Linked DNA regions of Homo sapiens: region 2 is linked to region 1. Evidence: chromatin loops called from intact Hi-C (ENCODE). Cell type or tissue: B cell. All regions are shown on one strand.

Region 1 (8,000 bases):
TGCAATGAGTTATAATCATATCACTGTACTCCAGCCTGCGTGACAGAGCAGGACCCTGACTCAAAACAAAAAACAAGATGGAACAAGAATTCTTCTAAAAGCCCTCCTTTAGGAGACACCTCTTCAACTTGGAAAGCAAGCTGAAGAATTTTCTGACACATTTTGTACTAGAGAAGCAAATGAAGTCTGTGGGAGAAGTTCCCGCCAAGGGTGCACACCGGCAAAGAGCACACAAGGGGTCTCCCGCCAACATGGCTCGCTCACCGCGGGCCCATCCCCTGTCTCCTGTCCCACAGGCTGTGACACTTGGGGAAACCCAGGCTGCTGAGGGAAGGCATGGGGCAGACAGGCCAGCGCAGCACGACAGGTCTCAGGTGGGGATGAGAAGTACACAGGCTCGGAAGGTGGAGCAGCCAAAACTCTGATGGGGTGGGCGTGAGGGCTACACCAACTACAGAGATGGACGGGGCAGCAGCAGCCTCCCACCAGGGCCTCCCTCCGACGGGTCCTTTCATCCAGCAGGTGGGCAAGTCTACTTGTTCATCCACACTCCAGGACTTGGCAACCTCTCCTCATGAAGGATCTTCTCCTTTGGTGCCAAACCCATTCAGCAGGGTGGGACAGAGGTACAGAGAAACTTCGAGAAGAGCTGGGTCTGGAGCCTGCAAGCTGGAGACTCCAGAGACCCTCGCTGTGCTTTGGAAGATGCAAATGCTTTCGAGGTCCTCAGAGGAAGCCACTCTTCTCAGGCTCAGGCTGAGAAAACTGTTGAGGAAAGCATGCAGGGAGGCAAGGAGAGTGTCCCCCAACTACGGGGTACCTTAGCTGACAAACACCTTCTCTGTTGGGACTACGAGACAAGCCTGCCCCCCACTGCCCTGGCTTAGATGTCGTCTCCCTCAGTGCACTGAGTGGGAAAAAAAAATCATCTTAAAGTTAACAATACAACCTCAAGTCGTTGCTAAGGACTCCACAAGTGCCACAATCGGCTTGACCAATGTGAGAAGGAGGAAGAAAAAATTTGGCTACAGTGAATACAGGTTTGTTTGTTTTTGTTTTTGTTTTTGTTTTTTTGAGACAGAGTCTCACTCTCGTCGCTCAGGCTGGAGTGCAGTGGCACGATCTCGGCTCATTGCAACCGCAACCTCCGCCTCCTGGGTTCAAGCGATTCTCCTGCCTCAGCCTCCTGATTAGCTGGGATTAAAGGCACCGGCCACCACGCCGGGCTCACTTTTGTATTTTTAGTAGAGACAGGGTTTCACCATGTTGGCCAGGCTGGTCTCGAACTCCTGAGCTCAAGTGATCCACCCGCGTTGGCCTCCCAAAGTGCTGGGATTACAGGTGTGAGCCACCGCGCACGGCCTACAGGTCCTCTCTTAACAGAAGTTTCTCTCAGGAGTGGCAGGACCCGAAAACATGTTTTTAAGCCCAGAGACACAATAAGTCTTGCAGTGTCAAAGATTGTATCTACAGGCCATAGGGTATGACCAAATTTAAAAAACAAACAAAAATCAGCTAACAGGAACCCCAATCCTGAAACACCAAAGCTCAGTGGAGACATCAAAGCCCAGCTGACACAGAATACTGACATCCTACGAATGAATGACCAAATGCCCCAGAAATGGCAAACTGTCGCAGGATTAAGTAGACTCCAAACTGAAATGAAAATGTTCAAAGCAGGAATTGAAGTGTGATCTATGGAACAAGACTTTGAGAGCCATTCACACGTAGGGCTACTGACTTAATAAAAGTTCAAGCCAAAAGCACTTGAATCGTCCCTGGGTTAATCCAATCCGAAAGAGCCGTGAGATTCCTAACACCTCAAAACGCACACGTGCCTGAAAATTCTCCAACAAAGCTGAGAAAATAAAAATCAACTGCCTGTTAGGTAAAACCACTTAATACTACGTATAATACGATTTAAGCGCAGCCTATAGAGCACTTCCTCAATTGCACCTAATGATGAAAAAAAAAAAAAGTTACCACATTTTGGCTGGGTCATTCCACAACACCTTTATCCCACCAGGATTATAAATAAGCGTTTTATGCACCCAAGTCCGTCCAATGCCACATGCTAACTCAATCCATCCCATTCTTAATTCCTCGGACAGGTCTACCTGGCCTGCGTCCTGTTCCAAGTATTATTTTGCAGATTATACTTCGTAAAACCTCAACTTTTTTCGCCTTCTTCCTAAACACGAACCTTCCCGGAGTAAATTCACGCCGTAAACACACCCAGGGCTTTGTTTTACACACAGATTTCTCCCCCTGGTCCCGAGAGAGGTTGCTTTTCCTTCTGAATCCACCGAGGCCAACTCCTGCCATCTGGGGTCGCGGCTTCCTCCGCCGCCGCCGCCGCTGCCGCCGTGCGGATTCGCCCGGGTTCCGGGTGGCCCGCGCCGGCCCGCGGCTCGCACCCCTTCCTGTCTCCGTCTGCCCACGGCGGGCGGCGGGCGCGCGGCGCCCAGACAAAAGCTCGGGCCGTCGGGCCCACGGGCCCCGGGAGCGCTCCAGCCCCGAAGCCGAGGGTCCTGGCACAACTTTGCGAACGCAGAGGCAGGAGGTGCCGGCGCCCGCGGGGTCCGGGTGCTCCCGGGGCAGCCGGCACGCGCGTGGGCCGCGGGCGAGGGCGCCGGGGGAGGGCGCGGCGCGCCCCGCGGCCGCCGGCAACTTGCCCCGGGCCGTGGCCGGCGCCCGGCAGGCCCGCCCGACGGCGAGGCCCGGCGGCCCACATTGTCCCCGCGGTGCCCGATGGCCCCCAGTGCGCTCGCTCGGCCGCACACGCCCCCTGCCCGGGCCGGCTGCGGGCCTGCCGCGCTCCTCTACGCCCCGCTCGGGCCCGGCCCCGGCCGCCCCGCCGGCAGCGGCAGCAAAACTTTCTCCTCATCGCGGCGGCGGCGGCGTCGCGGCCGCCCTCGGCGCGTCAGACAGGCGGTCGGGAGGTCGTGCGGCGGGTCCCTCCCTCAGCCCCACCCCGGGCCGCCGACCTGGTCCGGCTCCGATTCATAGTCGTCGTCCTCGGCGCTCACGGACATGGCCATGGCTCATGGTGGGCCCAGGCTCGCGCGCGCTGACATGGCTGGAGCGGCGCCGCCGCCGCCGCCCGCCCGGAGCAGGCTCGGCTCGCCCTGGCTCGGGCTCGGGCTCGGGCTCGGGCTCCCGCTGCCGCGAGGAGGGAGCCGCGCCGCGCGCCTCGCACGCCCGCGCTGGAGGGGGCGGGGAGGGGCCGGCGGGGGAGGGCCGGGGCGCCATGCATATGCATGAGGCGAGCCAGGAAGGGGCTGGCCCCCCGGGCGGGCGGGCCAATGGCGCGGCCGCGGCGCTGGGGCCGCACACAAAGGGAGCCCGGCCTGCGGTGACACGGGGGCGGGCCGCCGAGGGCGGTCCCTCGCGGCCGGAGCGCGGGGACTGGGGCTGCGTGGGGGCGTGCCCCGCGCCCCGCCCGGCCCGGCCTGGCCCGCGCGCCGCGGGATGCACATGGGTGGCTGCACGCCGCCACCGCTGCAACAGGAAATGCGCGCCCGGCCTGGGGTGGGGTCCTTTGTGTGGTCCCGTGGGGCGTCTCGCGGAAGCCCGGGGGCGCCCGGGCCGTGGGGGACGACTCTGCACCCGACGCCAGGAGCGGGTCCCCAGGTCCCTTGCAGCAGGCACACGGGCTGCCGGGTTTGCACTCGCTGCAGGACCAGGACCTGAAGCGCACGAACCCGGGAACCCCCGACCCAGAGCCTGCAGGACCGCTGGCCTGGATAAGCTCTGAGAGCCCAGTCTCCCCCGACGCGGGCGGTTGGGCTGGGCCGGCCTCCTGGCGCTGCACCTCCGGCACTCGGGTTCGCCTTTGCAGGGTCAAGTAGTGCAGGCGGGAGTTCCACTCGAGTCGCCTGACGGGGGCTGTCAGAACGCCCTGACTCTACCCTGAGGTGGGCGCCCCCTCCCTTGGACAGGTACCGCCTTCTGAGTTGACCTCCGAAAGGTGGAGGACGTCGCAGGCCAGAACCCAGCTCTCCTAGGAGACTGGCTGCCCCTTAGGCTGGCTGGGGAGGTGTGGGTTTCTGAATTCTTAAGCTGCAAAGGTTCCTAGTGCTCACTCCAGCTGCAGCCCACTCCTGAAGAAAAGTGTTGCTAGAAATCCAGATAGATCTTCATTCATTCAAAAAAAAAGTCTATCGGGCACTTAAGCCAGCAGCCTCTCTGAAAGAGCTCATGACCATGAGCTAGAACGACCAAAGCTGTTATAAGCATCAAAACCAAAGCTAAACACAAGCTAAGGAGGACTTGGCATACATATCATCCACCTGTCCAAGGTAACACTAAATATGCACACCTGTACCTGTTCAGTTTCTCCATCTATACAAGGGGAAGGATTTACCAAGGGATGGATAACCTTCTGTAAAAAGATCAGAGGCTTTCCCAAGAATAAGCCATGAAATCAGGTGATCAGCTCTGCAATGGCCATCTGTTAGTCACGTCCAGGCCACTGGCCACGAAATCCAGTGAGAACAGAAGGGATGGGCAGGCTGGTCCTGGCCTGGCCTTTCAAAGAAGGCAGGCTGTGTGCCGGAGACCTTGTAAACAAAACTCAGGAGGCTTCTAGCAGAGTCGGCAAAAGTGAATAAGCAGGGATGTCAGTTTTACTGAGTGGATTTTAAAGTCTGAAATTTACACACCCACTATAGAAAAAATCCCAGTCGACTTGCTCTTTGCCGAAACGTATCTGTTCTGAGTTTCCTTCCTTACTCTCCTTTTTTTGAGACAGACTCTCACTCTGTCGCCCAGGCTGGAGTGCAGTGGATCTCGGCTCACTGCAACCTCCACCTCCTGGGTTCAATCGATTCGTGTGCCTCAGCCTCCAGAGTAGCTGGGATTACAGGTGGGCGCTACCACGCCCAGCTAATTTTTGTATTTTTAGTAAAGAGGGGGGTCTCACCATGTTGGCCAGGCTGGTCTGGAGCTCCTAGCCTCAAGTGATCCACCCACCTCAGCCTCCCAAAGTGCTGGGATTACAGGCATGAGCCACCATGCCCGGCCATCACTCCCCTCTTATTTTTCAGAATCTTCTCAAAGTTGCAACAGAAACAACAAGCAAAAGAATACACCCTAACCCCCCCACCCCACCCCACATCACTCCATTCCCAAAGGTCTCAGCTTTTTAAAAGCTACCTTGATGGCTGGGCGCGGTGGCTCACGCCTGTAATCCCAGCACTTTTGGGAGGCTGAGGAGGGTGAATCACCTGAGGTCAAGAATTCAAGACCAGCCTGGCCAACATGGTGAAACCCAGTGTCTACTAAAAATACAAAAATTAGCTCGGTGTGGTGGTGCGCACCTGTAATCCCAGCTACGTGGGGGTGCTGAGGCAGGAGAATCACTTAAACCTGGGAGGCAGAGGTTGCAGTGGGCCAAGATTGTGCCACTGCACTCCAGCCTGGGCGACAGAGCGAGACTCCATCTCAAAAAAAAAAAAAAAGGCTACCTTGTTGTCTGAAGTTTGTATCTGACCTCTTGCTGGCCACTCTACTCAGTAGGAGCCTCTAAAGAAAGAGGAGGGGCTCATAACATGCCAATCATGCTTCCACTTCATTGTGATTGGTCAAGCCTACAGGGGTATAGAGTCACCCAAATAACATAATACATCAAGAGAAATGTCTAGGCCAGGCACGGTGGCTCACACCTGTAATCCCAGCACTTTGGGAGACTGAGGAGGGTGGATTGCTTGAGGTTAGGAGTTCAAGACTAGCCTGGCCAACAGAGTGAAGCCCCGTCTCTACTAAAAATACAAAAATTAACAGGTCATGGTAGCACACACCTGTGATCCCAGCTGCTCAGGAGGCTGAGGCACAAGAATCACTTGAACCCAGCAGGCAGAGGTTGCAGTGGGCGGAGATCGTGCCACTGCCCTCCAGCCTGGGCAACAGAGTGATATTCTGTCTCAAAAAAAAAAAAAAAGGAGAGAGAGAGAGATGTCTGTAAGCAGGAATTCTTCTCAAAGGTTTTTCCCATTACCAATCAGGAGCAAAAGAATTATCTTGAGGTTGATTTCCTTTGAGGACTCTCAAAAGCTCACTTCTGAATTTAAGGAAGTAAAAAAACACAATTCTCAACTATCATGGCTCAAAGAGCGGAAAGGAAAAGTGCGGACAAACAAAAAAGTTGCCGCTAACACAAACTCCCTTCCTCCCTTTATATCATTTCAGAGATAGAAGGGGGTCTCTCCTGACCCCTTCACTTCACAGGTGAGGAAATGAAGGCCCAAAGAAAATTAGGGAGTGGCTTTCAAGACCAGAGTCTCTTATATAATACCATCCAGAGAAAGACCTCCCTCCAAGGGCCCAGGCAATAACAGCAGCTTTAAGCATGTTCAAAGGGCCAGACCAGTGGTAAGTCTGCTGTAGACATGATCTCACTTATTCCTTTAAACAGCCCCATAAGGTGGGTACTTGACAGATGAGGAGACTGAGGCGCATTGCCGCGAGGAAGGGAAAGGACCTGGATCTGACTCTGTAGGCAACTGGAGCCTGGGCTCTCAACTGCACCGCTCCAATGCTTCATGCCAGAGACGAGGAGGATGCCAAATGAGGCTGGTGACAAACTCAGGCTGAAGCAGAAGAAAATTAAGTGTCCCTTACTACATGCTATTAATTCTGTATTCTCAGTTCAAATCCAATTCCAAGGTGGGTAGGTATGGTTTGGATAGCCAGGTTGCTGTCTGATCTGGCAAGGGCCAACTGTGGAACCGGGAGGCCATGGTTAGGACATGATAACGTAGTGGGTTCCCTCCAAACACTAGGAAGGCCACTGTCCTGACACCTCTTACAAATTCCTCTTTTGACACTTGCAAAATGCTTCTTCTCTATTTCCCTAAAGCAAATTTCCTATAGTTAACTGGTGCACACAATTATCCAATATCTGTTTTGTATTAATAGTGTGCTGGACTATATATACAATACAAATTATGCCAGCCCTTGCCCAACAGAATTGCCAACTTAAAATTTAGCATGTACACTGTGCTTTTGGGTGGCCCTCCCTCCCTCCGTCTGACCTCATCTTCTAGCGACCCTAAAAACTGAATCCTCCCCCAATTCCACTGGGCCAAGCCTTAACTTATATTCTTAGAAAGAGGTCCCCAAAGCTGATGCCACCCAGCCAGTTGGATCCAGAACTTTCACCATGTGATGTGGAAATAAACAAAAACAGATGGAAGCCGAGTCCTCCTCCATCACAATTGTCACTCATGTCTCTGCTTTCTCTCTGGGTGTCGTGTACATTTCTGATCTGCCTATCAGAGAGTGAGAACCCAGAAATGACCCCTGGCTGCTAAGAGGTTTTGCCCAGACTCAGCCGTGTCAGGCAATGTGCAAAGGTGAAGGGAGGAGGGAAAACAGGAAGACGATGACACTTGGAGTTAGTCACCAGCCTCTCCATGCCCACTTCTAGGAATGGGCATGGGGAGGGCAGACTGGGCAGCAGCTGTCCCCGTGGACTCTGGTTTACCTAAGCGGAGGGGCTCTCCAGCGTGAAACCCCTTTCCTTGTGCCCATGTCACAAAGGCCACAGCTAAAGCTTGGGAACATCATTTTCCAGAGGCTCAGGGCAGAGAAACAGAATGGATCCTTTTAATGTTGAGACCAATGACGGGCTGGTACCCTCCTGGACCAATGGGCATCATTTGTAAACATGCCCCTAAGAAGGGAACAGAAGTGACCCATGCCTGTAATCCCAGGCTTTGGGCGTGGATCACTTGAGGTCAGGAGTTCGAGACCAACCTGGCCAACATGGTGAGACTCCGTCTCTATTAAAAATACAAAAAATTAGCCGGGCATGGTGACGCGTGCCTATAATCCCAGCTACTCGGGAGGCTGGGGCAGGAGAATCGCTTGAGCCTGGGAGGCAGAGGTTTCAGTGAGCCAAGATCATGCCACTGCACTCCACCCTGGGCAACAGAGCAACACCCTGTCTCAAAAAAAAGTAACAGAGCAGGAGGCCTGCATAGGGTTGCTTCCTACAC
Region 2 (8,000 bases), 67 kb after region 1:
ATCTACTTTCTACTTGTATGCCTCCAGTGACAGGGAGCTCACTACCTAACAGAGCAAGTTATTTCAACACCACTCGGCTATACTCCTTTCAGGAGACAATCCTTCACCTGGCTGACTGCAGTTACCATATGCCTTCACTTCCTCATGTAAAGCAACCCAATTCCTCCTTCAAACACATCTCACCTGATGTGGTTTCCAGACACACCCACACCCCACTTCAGGTTGATTTAACCTCCAAAGTACAATGACCAAGAGGAACAAAACCTCCTTCCTACAGGCTAGGTGCGGTGGCTCACATGTGTAATCCTAGCACTTTGGGAGGCCAAGGAGGGAGAATCCCTTGAGGCCAGGAGTTGGAGACCAGCCGGGACAACATGGCAAAACCCCACCTCTACTAAAAATACAAAAATTAGCTGGGCATGTTGGCGCACGTCTGTAATCCCAGCTACTTGGGAGGCTGAGACTTGGGAGGCTGAGACTTGGGAGGCTGACATGAGAACTGCTTGAACCTGGGAGGTGAAGGTTGCAGTGAGCCAAGATCACGCCACTGCACCCTAGCCTGGGTGACAGAGCAAGACTGTCTCAAAAAAAAAAGAAAAAAAGCACAACTCCTATGTGTGGCCTGACCCCCTCCCTCTACACAGCAGGACTATCACCTCTCTCATCCTAGGTAGAATGCTTCCATTAATGCAACCTAAGAGATAATTCCCTGACCCCTAGGTCATCAGCCACATCTACTAGTGACTGAGCCAGGAACCAGCCAAAAGCCCTTAGTCCATCTCCAGTGAACTGGAGGCAAGGAGATCTGAACTCACTCAGCCCTCATGACCACCCTGGGGAAATCTTAATCCTATTTTACAGATGGGAATAGAGGCACGAAGAAGTGAAGTCACAGCCTCTAAGTGGTCGATCCAGAATTCCACCTGAGGCCATGCACAGCCCTTCCCCAGACCCTGCCTCAGGGCAAACCCACCCCCATTACCCAACACACAATCTCCACAGGAAGTCCTGCACAGGGATTCGAGTCTCCCCTGAGAGGGCCCAAGGCCTTCTCCAAGGGAGAGAGAATTCCAGCCCGTAGGTGGTAGATACAGGTGGGATGTGAGGGGAAAACTGCACGGCTTTTCCCTCCAGCCCACGGCTGGCTCCCCTCGGGGACTGCCAATGGCCTGTCAAACCCACCAGGCCCAGAGCAACCCTCAGGGGGCCTAAAACCCTGGCTCAGGCCGCAGGAGACTCGAGGAGCCCAGAGAGTGCCCCTGGAAACCTACCGGAAGGGATGAAAAATGTGTAGCCCTGCTTCAGCTCAATTCTTTGGCATCGTTCCACACGGTCTCCCAGAAAGATGTCACTCTGTTTGCCTGACAGCACCCACTCCTCGTACAGCGCCAAATTGTGCAGCGTTGGAGGAATCAGCCAAAAAATCTTGGGAGAAAACACAGGCAGTCAGCTGGAGACCCAGGCCCAGACAAGACCCAGAGAGAGGGCCCCACCTGCCTGGCGGAAGGGGAGGGGGCGAGACAAGCTGTGTGTGGGGTGGGGGGTGTGGAGAGATGGCAGATCCATCCCTCTGGACTCTCTGCAAGGCCAGGTCCCTAGAGCCTCTGGGGAGGCAGGAAGGGCTGTGCCCACCTTCAGGGAACCTCCATTCCTGCTGAAATCCCAGGATGGGAGTACTTCCTGGACTGGGTGGGACATGCTTTCTCCCGAACCACAGGCTTGTCTAGGAGGTGGGGGAAGGAGAGGAAGGGAATTTCCTAAGTTGTAAGATAAAATAGCCCAGTAAATAAACCCAGCTTGTGCATACTTTGGAGGAGGAGGAAAAACATCTGGAATCAAGTGGGTTGACTTCCTCCCAGAATTTCTTCCAACACGTTCAGTTAAAACAAACGCACATGCAGACCCAGCCAAGCAGGGTGGCACAGGCTTATTTTCAAGAAGCACCCACCTCCATCAGGGACACCCACATCCCCACGTGGACACGCAACAAAAGCAGACACAGGGAGCACCCTTAGCATTCTGTCCCCAGTGCAAAATGTTCCTAGAGGCAGGTGGTGCTGGCAACTAGACTTTAAAGTAAAAAGGTCCCAGGGCAGGAGCTGAGATGACAGCCAGAGAAGATGAATGCTGGACGTTCTCGAGCCAAACCCAAGCTTCAAATCTGGCCCAAGGAGCTTTGAACACCAGACTGGGTGAGTGGAGCAGGCCTGCATGGGTGACTAGATGCGATGTAAAAGGGCTGAACTTGACCTTGCCCTCCAGAAGGAGGAGGTGGTTCTAGGGAAAGAAGCGACCCTGGGCCAGGAGCCATGGCCCACGCCTACAATCCCAGCACTTTGGAAGACCAAGACGAGAGGATCACGTGAGCCCAGGACTTTGAGAACAAGTCCCAGCTACTCGAGAGCTGAGGTGGGAAGATCGCTTGAGCCCAGGAGGTGGAGGCTACAGCGAGCTGTGATTTCGCCACTGCACTCCACCCTGGGTGACAGAGCAAGACCCTATCTCTTAAAAAATAATAATTTTTTAAAAAAAAAGCCGGGCACAGTGGCTCACGCCTCTAATCCCAGCACTTTGGGAGGCCAAGGCGGGCGGATCACGAGGTCAGGAGATCGAGACCATCCTGGCTAACACGGTGAAACCCCGTCTCTACTAAAAATACAAAAAATTAGCAGGGCGTGGTAGCAGGCACTTGTAGTCCCAGCTACTCAGGAGGCTGAGGCAGGAGAATGGCATGAACCCAGGAGGCAGAGCTTGCAGTGAGCCGAGATTGCACCACTGCACTCCAGCCTGGGCGACAGAGCGAGACTCCATCTCAAAAAAAAAAAAAAAGAGTAATCCTTAAAGTACTCCTGGGGCAGGGCTGGTTGGAGGAGGGAGGTGGGAGGAGAGGGAAAGGTAAGTGAGCCCCTCCCCACACAAACAGCTAGAGATGCATAGAAAGTTAAAGGCAACTGAAACTCACCTTCCCACCCCGGAAAACATGGTACCAAACGGAAGTGCCTCCAAAGTCGATGTGGAAGTCGGTGAAACAACCTTTCACGCTCATCAGACAGTACCTGCAACACAGAGGCAGGGAGACAGAACACAAGTCAAGATCTAAATCACAAGACGTAAGCAAAGGACTTCAGAGGTCCTGAACTGGTGCCCTTTTATAAACGCTGACGCTGGGGAATTTTCTTTTTTTCTTCTTTAAAAATCCAAATGTAATCGGAGTTCCCCACGGGGGAAGCCCCTGTGATCAGGTGACAAATCTCAAGCACTGGTCGCCTACCTACCCCAGAGGCTGGGAGTGATACACTTGTTTTCAGGTTCTTGCGAGAAGTGGCAACCCACAGACCACTTTACAGGTTCCTAACGGGGTGGGTTTCTACCTTTGCCCCACCTCTGCCCTCCCCCAGTTAGAGGCTTCCTCTCTGCTCCTTCACAGCTTGGATACCTGCAGTTCTCCCAAGCTGCCAGCCCCCTTTGTAGCAGCTGGGCCCCCTGGAATTCAGTTGTAAACCACCTGCACAGCTTGCCAATTACCAGTCCCCATTCATCTCCTCATTCATTCAACCAGAGGTCCAGCCCCGAGCCAGCTTTGGCCTTGAGAGAAATGCATAAGAATGCAGAAGACCCCTGCCCCTAACTGTGCGACACTCCTAAAGAAGCAATGCACAGGAAAAGTTAAATGACCAAAAAAAAAAAAACCCACACACACAAAAAACAAAAAAACAAAACTGCAATTGATTGCCAAGTAAGCAATGCAGCTAGAAAAGTAAGGGGGGGTTCCAGCCCCAAAAGACCAAGCGGTGTCTGGTCCCACGTATACAAAATGTGCAGAGTAGACAAATCTATAGAGACAGAAAGCAGATTAGTGGGTGTCAGGGGCTGGGGGGCAGGACAATGGGGAATGACTGCTAATGGGTACAGGGTTTCATTCTGGGGTGATGAAAATGTTCTAAAATTAACTGTGGTTGCAAAACTCTGTGAACATACTAAAACCCGTTGAATTGTACACTTTTACATGGGTGAACGGTCTGTGAATTATGTCTCAGTAAGGCTGTTATAAACAAGTAAAGAATTTAAGAGAAATTAAATTGGGGGTGGTGGCCATGCACAGAGGAAGAGAAGGAGGAGGAAGAACTTGGACCTTGGAGGCTGGGGCCGGGGAGTGAATCCAGGGGAAGCAGGAACTGGCCAGCAGCCATCCCCTTCTCAGTGCTATGGAGGGCTGGAGAGCCCACCCTTCCTTGCAGAAACACCCAGGGCTCCCCTCCTCCCTCAACTGCTGCCCTCTTAGGAGTGGGGCAGAGCTGAAGGAGGAGGGGGCACAGAGAAGGCTTCCAAGTCCAGGCCTGGCACATGACGGTGCCAGGGACCCCTCCCTGCCACTTGCCCCTTCCCACTAGAGCCCCAGGTGGCACGGATGGGCAGCCTCCCCACCGCTCACGCCCATGCACCTTGGCACCTCCGGAGCCCGCAACACATGCTTACCCCACTGACCTCTTTTCCCCGCTGCACTTTGCCTTTCCATGGTTTGGGGAAGAGGGAAGGAATGGGGCGGGGACGGACAGGGAGGAGCCAGCAGCGCGCCGGCACGAGTGGAGATAATGCGGGGAGTGGGGCTGAGCTGGTTAGAAGGCGGAGGGCTCCTGGTGCCCCCTCCCTCTGGCTGCCTTTTGCACCTCGCTTTCAGGTGGACCGGGGGCTCAGCAGTATGCAGGCGGCGTGCCCGCGTCCCTCCTCCCCATAGGCTGGAAGGAGCCTTAACCATGTGTCTGCAGGAGGCTGACAAATCAGAAGGCCTTCCAGTACATCAGAGCCCCGCTGCCTAGCAACCCCATCGGAGGGGTGTAGTTGACAGCACAGGACGCAGGCTGTCACGAAGACAGGCGCGGGCTGCGGAGCTGGCAATGGGGTGGTCAAAGTCCCGACTCTGGGCTCCACACCGTCCTCACCTGTAGGCCGGCTGGGCCCAGCGGGGTCCCCGCCTGAAGGCCTGGGTGATCCTCTTCTCTCTAAGGAAAGGGGGGGTCCTGAAGCCCTCACCCACCCCACCCCCACGGACCACACTGGCCTCTTCTCTCTAAGCACCACTTCAAAATATTAGTCTTCATTTCCCTAAAACCATCTCTTCGTCTTGGTTTTTTTTTTTTTTTCTTTTTTTAATCTAACCTTGGTTTCCACCCCCTCCAGGCCTCAGCTGAACACAGTCTAGGGAAAACAATCTAAGTATGTGCGGGGCGGAGCCCAGAGAACGTGCTTCTCTTGTCGACAGCTGGAAGCCCGCGGGTACCCACAGCAGAGAGGAGAGGACAGGAGCTCGCCTCTTGGGCTGCGGGCCCCAGGGCTGCCTGGCTAACCAGGTCACCCCCATCCTGCCATCCTCCAGCTCCCCGCAACCCCGACCTCCCCAGCACGTGCAGAAAAGAATCGCTGCAAGCTGGCTGCAGTGTGCAGGGAAAGTTCTCCAAGTTGAGTCTGTGTCTGATCTGCCCTCTGGGTCACCCTCCAGCATCCAGAGGCCCCTCGGGGGGCTGGGGCCGCCTCTTCCAGACCTGCCTCTCCCGGAGAGGCCCCTCCTCCCGGTGTCCCTCATTTCCTGGCCGCCAAGCCTGGCCGCCCCTCCCACCCCGCGATCGCAGGCATTAGGGGAGCCAGGGTGGCTGGGACAGCGCGGCTTTGTCCGGCCCCTGCAGCGACAGGCCACCCCCGCTCCCGCCCCGCGCTGGCTCCGGGGCTCCCCCCTGGCTGGTTTGCTCGCTCGCTCTGGCGTGACGCCTTTGCACTGACCTCTGCAGCTTCCTCTTCCCAAGCACACCGCAGTCACATGGGCACCCCGGCTCGGTGCCACGGCCGCTAAGCTCTCCCCACGGCCAGCCGGCTAGCCCGGCTTCCGCCTGGGCCTCGGCCGCCCCCGGCCGCCCCCAGCTCAGGTGGCTTCTGTGCAGCAAGGCACCCTCCAAGTTGGCGGCAGATCATCGGGAGCCCCCGAACCGAGCCCTTGGGGGTTCCCGCCTGCCACGGCCGGGCCAGCCGGGGAGGAGGGCGGCAGGAGGGTTGCTGCACCTGCAGCACCAACTTTGGGGCGCTGCCTGGGGGCTGCGGAGGCGGGGCGGCCCCGCCCCACCTTTTTCCCTCCAACTTGGCGTAACTCCCCCGGTGGCTCGGGAGGCGTCCCCGTGGGGAAAGGGCCGGGAGGGGCGCCGGAACGCTGACACCCGAGGGGCGCGGGAGGTGCCAAGAGCGCGCCGCACACTCGCACCCGACCCCGGGAGACACAAAGAGCGGCTCCGCGACGCCGGCCCTGTAGCCCGCGGGCGGGAGGCCACCCACACCCGCCCCGCGCAGCGCCACAAAGGAGGGGGCGCCCGGGCAGCGCGGCCCGCGGTTACCCTCGGCGGCGGCGGCGGCGGCTCCCGTGCGTCCCCTTCGGCTCCCGGGCGTCCCCTTCGGCTGCGGAGGCTCGACGCGCGCCCGGCCCCACTCCCGGCGGCAACGCGAGCCGAGCCCCCTCCACGGCGCTGCCAGGCCCCGGCCGAGGACGCGGGGCCCCCGCTCGCTGCCTTCCTTCCGCGGGGAGCCGGGCGCTGCCTGCGCTCATGCCCGCGCTGAAACTGAACACCCGCGGCGCGGGGCCGCCAGGGAGGCGGAGGGAGGCCGCGGGGCGACCGGGAAGCAACGCGGGCCGGCGCCAGGAGACGCCCCTCGCCCGGCCGGTGGGGGTGCAGGGCTGGCTCTCCCCACCCCCCTGAGCCCCGTGTTCCATAGCAGGTGACGGCCAGCAAAGCCACCTTCCTAAGATGTGCCCCTCCAGATACAGCCATAGAAAGGACCCGAGCTAGGGGCCGCGGGGAGAGTGGGATCCGGAGTATGGTAGCGCTGAGAAGGGGGAAGCCGCTCTGACCCCAAGGCCCACGCGCTGTGTGACCTTAAACAACTCACTTCCCCTCTCTGAACAGCATCCTCACTGCTCGGCACTGAAGTTCAATTCTGCATTCTAAGATGTTCTTTTACCACCCCTTCCCCTGCCTGGTGGCTTAGTGACTGTGTACCCTACATCATAGCATGGTTGAGAGACTCCTTTGAGATAAATACATATTCACCGCATCATCCAAACTGTGGTACCTGGATTACTTAATCCAAACTTCACAACAACCCTAAAAAGTCATTCCCAGGATTCTTCCTGTTTTCAGATAAGCACAGGGAGGCTTGTGACTCAAGCCTCGAGTTCGGGTCCAGCCTCCAGTTCGGGTCACCAGCCTATCAGAGGCAGTGCTCACCCAGGCAGCCTGTCTCCCAGTCCCTCAGCTTTGCCCCCATTGGTCTACCTGACACACCTCAACTCCAGGAGGAGTCCAGAGGTTACAGCCAAACCTCACCACTAACCTCCAGCTGCAGGTGGTGATCCCGCTCAAATCAGAAGTCCCACACTCAAGGTCACCAGAGTCCCCGCCCTCCTCCCACCCTGTCCCACACCCTTCTCCCAAACCACAAGGGGGCTGGAAATGGTCCCATAGCCACTGCAGGGGCAGATTCCAGCCTCTCCATTCTTTCTCCAAACCCCAGCCACCAGGACTACTGAGCAATATTAATTAACAGGTTCTAATTACCAGTGCTAATAATAATAATAGCTGTTTACATGCGTGATCTCGTTTCACCCCTAAGACAACCAACATAATGGTGCGCGCCTGTAGTCCCAGCTACCAGGGAGGCTGGGGTGGGAGGACTGCTTCACCTCACGAGGTCAAGGGTGAATCACGACTGCGCCACTGCACTCCAGCCCGGGTGACATAGGAGACCCTCTCCCAAAAAAAAAAAAAAAAAAAAAAAAAAAAAGAAAGAAAAGGATGTGGCATTAAATGAGCTAGGAGAGGAGACAGTCCTGATGGCCGGACCAGGCTATCCACATAAGAGAATTGTATTTTTAGTCACAAATGCCTCAGCTCCTTGAAGGCAGGGACTATATCCGATTCATCTGTGTAACCGTAGCACCCTGCAGCAACCCTATAATTACT

Evidence for each region. Peaks named below come from ENCODE experiments on the same cell type or tissue, not always from the same donor. Only the 100,000 strongest peaks of a DNase experiment are listed, where the experiment ranks them.
Region 2: it touches region 1 in a loop (13-fold over the local background); 4 of 110 quality-filtered maps call a loop at or near these places.

Annotation. Positions count from the first base shown.
Region 1 is chr12:121,464,171-121,472,170 of GRCh38, forward strand. All of the region lies in intron 12 of KDM2B (lysine demethylase 2B), which reads right to left. Among named protein-coding and RNA genes, the nearest start is that of MIR7107, 24 kb to the left of the region's middle. RefSeq lists silencers at 2,497-2,546, 2,827-3,636. In B cell, no CTCF peak of the experiment used is centred here; DNase peaks (open chromatin) are centred at 2,181, 2,261 and 3,481; H3K4me3 peaks cover 2,594 bases; H3K27ac peaks cover 4,842 bases.
Region 2 is chr12:121,531,535-121,539,534 of GRCh38, forward strand. It overlaps KDM2B (lysine demethylase 2B), which reads right to left. Exons shown (of 23, transcript NM_032590.5): 7 at 2,963-3,056; 8 at 1,272-1,425. Among named protein-coding and RNA genes, the nearest start is that of KDM2B-DT, 45 kb to the right of the region's middle. RefSeq lists enhancers at 1,936-2,606, 3,059-3,298, 3,489-3,558, 3,919-4,711, 4,575-4,654 and 1 more and silencers at 5,485-6,534, 6,645-6,794. In B cell, no CTCF peak of the experiment used is centred here; DNase peaks (open chromatin) are centred at 3,187, 4,947, 5,897, 6,907 and 2 weaker places; H3K4me3 peaks cover 4,422 bases; H3K27ac peaks cover 7,354 bases.